Linked DNA regions of Mus musculus: region 1 is linked to region 2. The links are chromatin contacts, found by Hi-C or POLR2A ChIA-PET in ENCODE. All regions are on one chromosome and are shown on one strand. The core of a region is the stretch at or near the end of the contact, and the rest is flanking DNA. Distances in the headings are between cores, read along the strand shown.

What was found. Hi-C counts contacts between places; a loop is a spot of excess contacts on that map. ChIA-PET counts read pairs that join two places held with the same protein, here RNA polymerase II (POLR2A).
Region 1: a loop to region 2 is called in a map of heart, with 4 times the contacts of the local background. The contact joins the enhancer-like site here to the promoter of Megf6 in region 2. A Hi-C loop is called at or near these places in 1 of 37 maps with a recorded cell type or tissue (heart). POLR2A ChIA-PET finds 5 or more read pairs at or near these places in 3 of 5 experiments (Patski and embryonic stem cell).

What each region holds. Positions count from the first base shown.
Region 1 is chr4:154,244,960-154,248,128 of GRCm38, reverse strand. The region is part of intron 5 of Megf6 (multiple EGF-like-domains 6); the gene reads right to left. Among named protein-coding and RNA genes, the nearest start is that of Gm52687, 53 kb to the left of the region's middle. Within about 2 kb of position 1,533, at least 1 of the 3 ENCODE cell types and tissues checked has a DNase peak (open chromatin) inside an H3K27ac peak, as active enhancers do; it is heart, where a contact is called at or near this core.
Region 2 is chr4:154,168,845-154,172,050 of GRCm38, reverse strand. Megf6 (multiple EGF-like-domains 6) reads right to left here and starts at 1,338. Exons shown (of 37, transcript NM_001162977.1): 1 at 909-1,338. The coding sequence starts at 1,027.

The DNA of each region.
Region 1 (3,169 bases), core at 284-2,783, 76 kb before region 2:
GAACTGAGGTAAGCTTGCTAACCTGTGCTCTTCCCCATCTCTGCTCTGACCCCCTACACTGGACATAAGCCACGCTGAGCCCAGGCCTGGCTGACCTCACCTGAGCCAGCTGTTCGGCCACCAGCCCTCCCTCCTGAGGCGTCCCGGCGCCCATGCACGTGGCCTCAGCTGGCCCCACATTCCTGGGGGCTCTGTTTACTCATGCTCACCACACCAACTGCGTCCCTACTCGGGACACGTAATACGAACCAGAAGCCCATTCTGGCAGGGCCGGGCAGGCACAGGGGCATGACGTCTCAGCGTCTCAGCAGGAAGCACCATCCACCAGGAGGGAAAGGTACTTCATCTCCAAAGCAGCGGAATGAGTCCACCACGGCTGGCACTAAAGACTTGGGATGCCAGTGCAGCTTCACACCCTCAGAACCACCCCAGCCCTTCACTCCACAGGACTGCATCCGCCCAGATGCTCCCAAGCTGTGCACACCAGGGAGCCAGGCCAGCATCACCCAGCACATCCTTTGTGGATTCCGGGAAAGCTGAGCCAGGCAGATTTTTGTCCTCTCTGCGCTGGGCTTCACAGCTCCAGGAATGGCCAGGGTCTGTGTCTCCAGGCTCCTCAAGTTACTGAGGCACAGCTGTAAGACACACACTCGGGGCTTCTGCCAAGACCAGGGCCAGAGGCTCACATCTGGTTGTGGTGCTAGAAATCAGACCCAAGGTCAGACATGAGCAAAGCCGAGAGACCTTTGGAGCAGAAGCCAGGGGCTGAGAGACCTTTGGAGAGGTCAGTGGCTGAGTGACCTTTGGAGCGAAGTCAGGGACTGGCCTCCCTGCAGTAAGTATATATAGATGCATACTCATAAGGCAAATGCCTCAGCCAGGGTCGGTGAGACACCTAAAAGCACAGTACTGGAGATATATAGGCAGGAGGGTTGAGAACTCCAGGCAACAGGGCCGGATGGGTCTGTCTCCACAATATGCCCCGATTCCCCTTTCAGCCCACAGAAGTCTGTGGTCTGTATACAAGCCTGCAGGACCCAATATTCCGCCTCGGCCCACTTCCCGATCAGACACAAATGACTACAGTTGGGTGACATTCTTTATTAGAGTCTTAATGTCTGTGTGTTCCTGCTCCACCTCTGCCTTCCACCCTAATCGCCCCCGCCCTGCCCCGCCCAACTCAGGCCCCGCCCCGCCCCATCCCACCCTTTCCCCTCCACAACCCCGCCCCCGCTCCGCCCCGTCATGTCATAGGCTGAAGCCCTCTGATATGACATTGTTCAGAAGCTGGGTCTTATACCTTAATTAAGGTTGGAAGTGGTCCCACAGATGGGGCTCTGACCGCGCCAGGGACCAGAAGGGCTGGCACCTTGCTCTTGGACTTGCAACTATGAGCGAAATAAAGCCCTGTGGCTTAAGCCCACGTGGTGTTTGGTCCCGGCAGCCTCCACTGACCAGTTGGAATTCCACCACAGCTGGGCTGCAACTCCACCCACAGCCAGCAGGAGTCGCACTACTCAGGACAGGGTGTGAAGTGCAGAGCTCGGAGGAAAGACCTGGTTTGGTGGAGAAAGAGCCTGGATCTCATAGAAAATACATTTCCTATAGGACAGGGGGCTGCTTGCGCCAACCTGGTTAACACTCTTGGATGTATGGTGCCCCAACAAAGGACGCTTGTCCAGTCTCAGGAGGCAGTACCTGTACTCCAGGCTCAACCTTGGGTCTTGAGCCAAAGCCTCAGAGAGCCTTTCATCAGGAACACCCGAGGGTCATTTAGTTGGCTGCACATGAAGAGCCAGGTCTGCCTCCAGCCAGCCAAGCCAAGCCAAGCCAAGCCAAGTTCATCAGCTTCTTTATTGCATCCTCCAGATCATCCTGGAGGGTTGGGGCTGGCTCAACTGATGTGGCCATAAGGTGCTGAGAGCTCCCTCTATGCTCCATCAGTGGCCAGAGCAGCCTGTCCTTCCAGGGAGCCCTGGGCAATTTTCTACTGCCAAGGCTTAACTTCTGGCTGCACCCCTCCAGGGAAACACACTCAATCCAGTGAGAGGCCTCATAAGAAATTCCCAGCTTCCTCCCCCCAAAGCATTTACCAAAATACTTGGTGGGTTACGTAGATGGCAGATAGAACCCATAAGCAGGTGCACTCAATCACAAAACCAACGTTGGGCCTACTTGACCCAAGGGCAGAGGAATGGGTCCCTCCCAAAACTCCCCTACCCGCTTCAATCCAGCACCACCGTCAGTCACCAAGTATGCACACACACACACCCATGACATGCCATTTTCCTGAATGCCCACCGTGGCTGCCTAACCTCCCCTGCTGGGTTCTGCACCCAGTATGGGCTGCTCAACCTCGACACCCCTGTTCCACCTCAGCCTGTTCCTCTAGGCCAAGTGGAAGCAGTCCCTGCCCTTCGAAGAGCCAGGGTAGGATCATGAGACAGAGGAAGGGACTGACCACAGCAGCTGCTTTCTCTTTTCCCACCTCTCCCTCAGGCCAGGCCTCCTCAGGCTTCTCAGGGCTGGGAAGCTGACCCCTTGTGCAACTGTAACCCCTGCCAGGTTTTGGAAGAACTGGGAGACACGGGCAGAGCTGCATTGGCGGCTCCGTGGGGATGGGTTTTGCAAAAGAGCCTGGCAGTCTGCACGTTTGAGCTGCCTGTGGCTTTGGCCCCAGACCAAGCAGACTGCCAGCAGCAGTCTCGGGGGCCCAAGCAGCTTTCCTTGAGGTTTCTCCTCCAGGACGGAGCCTTGGGGACAGACTGGAGCCTGTAAAGTCCTTTACCGTCCCAAAGCCTGGGGAGTGAAAACCGTGTACCACAGGTACACACAAGTAGGAACAGGCCAAGGGCAGGGCTGGGCAGCTTTCCATCAGTCATGTGACTCTGGCGGCAGGACCACCACAGGTATATGTTATGTGTTAGCAGCAGAGCCCGCCCCAAGGGTGTCCATCCTGAGCCAACAGGTGTAACATAAAGAGAAGAGACCCCCCCTCCCCCCCGCTTTGCCATGGGGCTAAGCCAGCAATAGCCATGGTCCCTTAGACTGGCCCCATTTGTCCTTCACATACAAGGAAACATCCATACACAAGAACTGTGCCCAGGTCACACTAAAAGCCACTAGACAAGTGCACAGCACGCGGAGCACCTCAGCCACACGGAGAAGC
Region 2 (3,206 bases), core at 89-2,588:
CGAGGGCACCTGTCCCAGTAGGAAGCTTGTCCTCTCATTCCCCAGGGAATCATGACACTGTCCTCACGGCCAGGTACATAGTGGACCGGTCAGTGCCAGCCCTGGACAGAAGCAGCAAGTCTCCTCTGTGGGTGAGAAGATGCCCGAACTGGCAGAATGGAAGCCCCAACCAGGGCCTGAAGGGTCCCTGGTCCACTCCCCGTGCCGCCCCAGCAGCCTTGCCAAGTTTACAAGGCTCCACCTTGCACCCTGCGGGGAAGGGCTGGTGAGGGGGGGCAGGCCTCTCATCTGTACATCCACTCTCAGTCTCACTTCGCACCAGTTTTCCTTTGAGGCCAACAGAGGGGGATCGCTTTGCAGTTTAAGAGAGACCGCTAACCGGCCTGTTGGGGAATCATCTTTCAAAATTAAATCCGTCGCCGCTGGCTCCCTGACCCTCTCTTCCTGCCCATTCTAGTACTGAATTCCTTCTCCCGAGGCCCCAGAGCGCACGTGTTTAACACACAAAACAGTGCTGGCAGCCCCCTCTGGGCACCCCCGCCCCTGCGCAGGCCCTCGGACCCCAGGAGACTAGCTTGGGGAGGAAGTGGGACCAGGCTGCTTCCTCTCGGCCGCCTCCAAGCTGGCTCCCCAGCTGGACCCTGCGCCGCAGGGGCTTGGATTCCTCACCTCTCCGGAGTTCGGCATCCGTCTAAGTCTGCAGGACCCTTGCTGCAGGGGCGGGAACCCGGAGGCTATGGGCCCTGCGGCAGACTCGAGGGCACCAAATCCAGTCCGGGACCCCGGGTCTAGACCATCCCCTCCTCAGTTAAAGCAAAGAGCCCATTGTTTGTGGCCCCAGGGACAAAGCCCCGAGTTCTGTCCGGGTCAGCTTCGCCGCCAGGAGCCTCACGACTCGCGCTACTCACATGCTCGGCTGCAGCGGGCGCGGGGGTAGCGGCTGGGAGGCTGCAGGCACGGCGGGGAGCAGCAGCAGCGTCAGGGCCACCACGCGCCAAGACGCCCTCGCCTCCACCCCGACAGGCATAGTGCGCGCGGTCGCGCTCCCACTCGGTCCTGGGATCTTCGACTCACAGGCGGCCCTTACGGCCAGTAGACGCTGTCTTCACGGGCGCCATACCCCCAGAGGACAGCGGAGCACCACAACCCAGTCGCGCCAGGTGCGGGGCGCGAGGTTCCCGCAGGTGCAGATGGGACAGTTGCCCGGACCTCCGAGACCTTCGCGCTCGGTTCGGCGCGGCCAGACACTTGCCAGGAGTGATGGAGAGCAAACTCGGAGCGGGACGCAGCAGACGTCAGGCCCGCCCGCCGCACGCCCCCCGGCCCGACCCCAGCCCCCTCTTTCCCGACCCCGCTCCCGCCCCTTTTGGCCCCACCCCCAGCCCAAGCCACGCCCGTTCCGCCTTCGGCCCCGCCCAGACAATCCCAATAGGGAGAGCCCACTTCCAGCCCCGCTTCAGCCCCTCCCCTCTCCGGCTCCTGGTCCTACCTTTAAGGCTAAGCTCGCTTCCCAGTACTTTCCCCTAAAGCTTTCCAATTTCACTTGCGCTCCCTCTCTCTGCAACCGAGAGTCCCAGGTCTGACCCCAACCAAGTGAACAATTCTGTCGAGTCTGCGCGGTCCATACTTCGTAAACACCGCTCTATCCAGATCTGAGACCTCTGCAAGCGCACCCTTGGATTCTTGGAGTTGCAGTCACCTTCCCTTGGCCCCTCGTCCGCGCGCCCGCCACCGCTGTCCCAGAAGCAGGGAGGGATAGTAGAGCGGGAGGTAGAGGGGGGGACAGCCTCTGAGTGCCTCTGGGCACTTCCTTTGGGTACTGACTTTATTAGGTAACACACCACCCTCTGGGCTTTCGTATTCCCAGTTCTGTACTGAGTGCTTTGGGACGGTAGCATGGGGTGGAGTGGGCGTGTAGGTCCCACTAGGCACCTGCATAGGGGTCTAGGAGGTGAGGCGACTCCCTGCACCAGGTATTTATTGTCTTTTAAGCCTGGCTTTGATTTGATTTGACTTTCTCCGCGGTTAGGGGCAGACTGACCAGCGCTGTACGTGGCATCTCTTAGTCCAGGACTTATCAAACACTCAGAGGGGCTCTTTGTGAAGCTGAGCTGGGAGAGTCCCATGAGGGTATGGTAGCGGACCTCACTAGTTGCAGATAGTTGTGTGAGGATCAGCTCCTCCTTGTCCTACTGGAGAGGTGTGCCTGCCCTTTTACATGATGGGTGGACCCAGCCTGCCCTCTTCCACCATCCCTGAGGAGTGCGGTAGGTGTTCCAGCCTCCTCTTCCCCTGAAGCAAGTGCTTGAGGGGGCCTCTGGCTGGGGGACCTGGAAATGCCGCTGCAAAAGTTCGCATTTCAAAAGACTGTGGGTCTCATTACTGGGCAGGTGCTGTCAGCTTAGACCTGCTGCTGGCCCAGATGCGGAACCGAGGGCAAGGAAGGGAGTGGAGTGAGTTTAGAAAACTCAGGTTTCAGATCTGAGCAGTAAACATAGAGGAGTATAACCTCAGGGGAAATAGAGAAGGGAGGGAAGTAAGGAAGGAGGGAGGGAGAGATGGATAGACAGACAGATTCTGGAGGGCAATGGGTCCTGGAACTTGCCACCTGATGCCCCAAACAGGACCCCAGTTTGCCCTGCATTGTTGTGCTGGGACTCACCCTTCTGCTCAAACCCATCACCAGACCCTCCCTGGATCTCAGTAGCAGAGGCTGACCCGAGCCCTCTGGGGGACTCCCAATGTCTGCACCCAGGAATTCATCTCATATCCCTCCTCAGCCAGGGGCCCACCACTGTGGAGAAGTACAGGAACTGTACACTGGGCCCAGGCGCTTAAGCTTGCTCCTCTGTACCTCTGTCTCTCCCGGCGCTGGCGTGTGTGAATGCTTGTGTGCATGAGGGATGGGGACCTGAAGAAGTTCACCACCTGCTCTGTGAAACCGTGCCCCAGGACCAGAGTCTGGAGGTGAGTGGGTGAAATTTTCTCGGCTCCTTGGGTGGGGGAGGGGGCGTGCTTTTAGTATCCCGAAACCTATGTGGGGCCCTTACTGAAGAGAGACAATACGAAGTAAAATGGCTTTGCTAATTTTACAAAGGTATGTGGCCTCCTGCGTGAATTCCTAAACCCCTTCAACTTGAAGGTTTCCTTGGGTCAGAGCTTTACTGACCCTAGGCTATTCCATCTCTGCCCATGTCCCGTCCAGG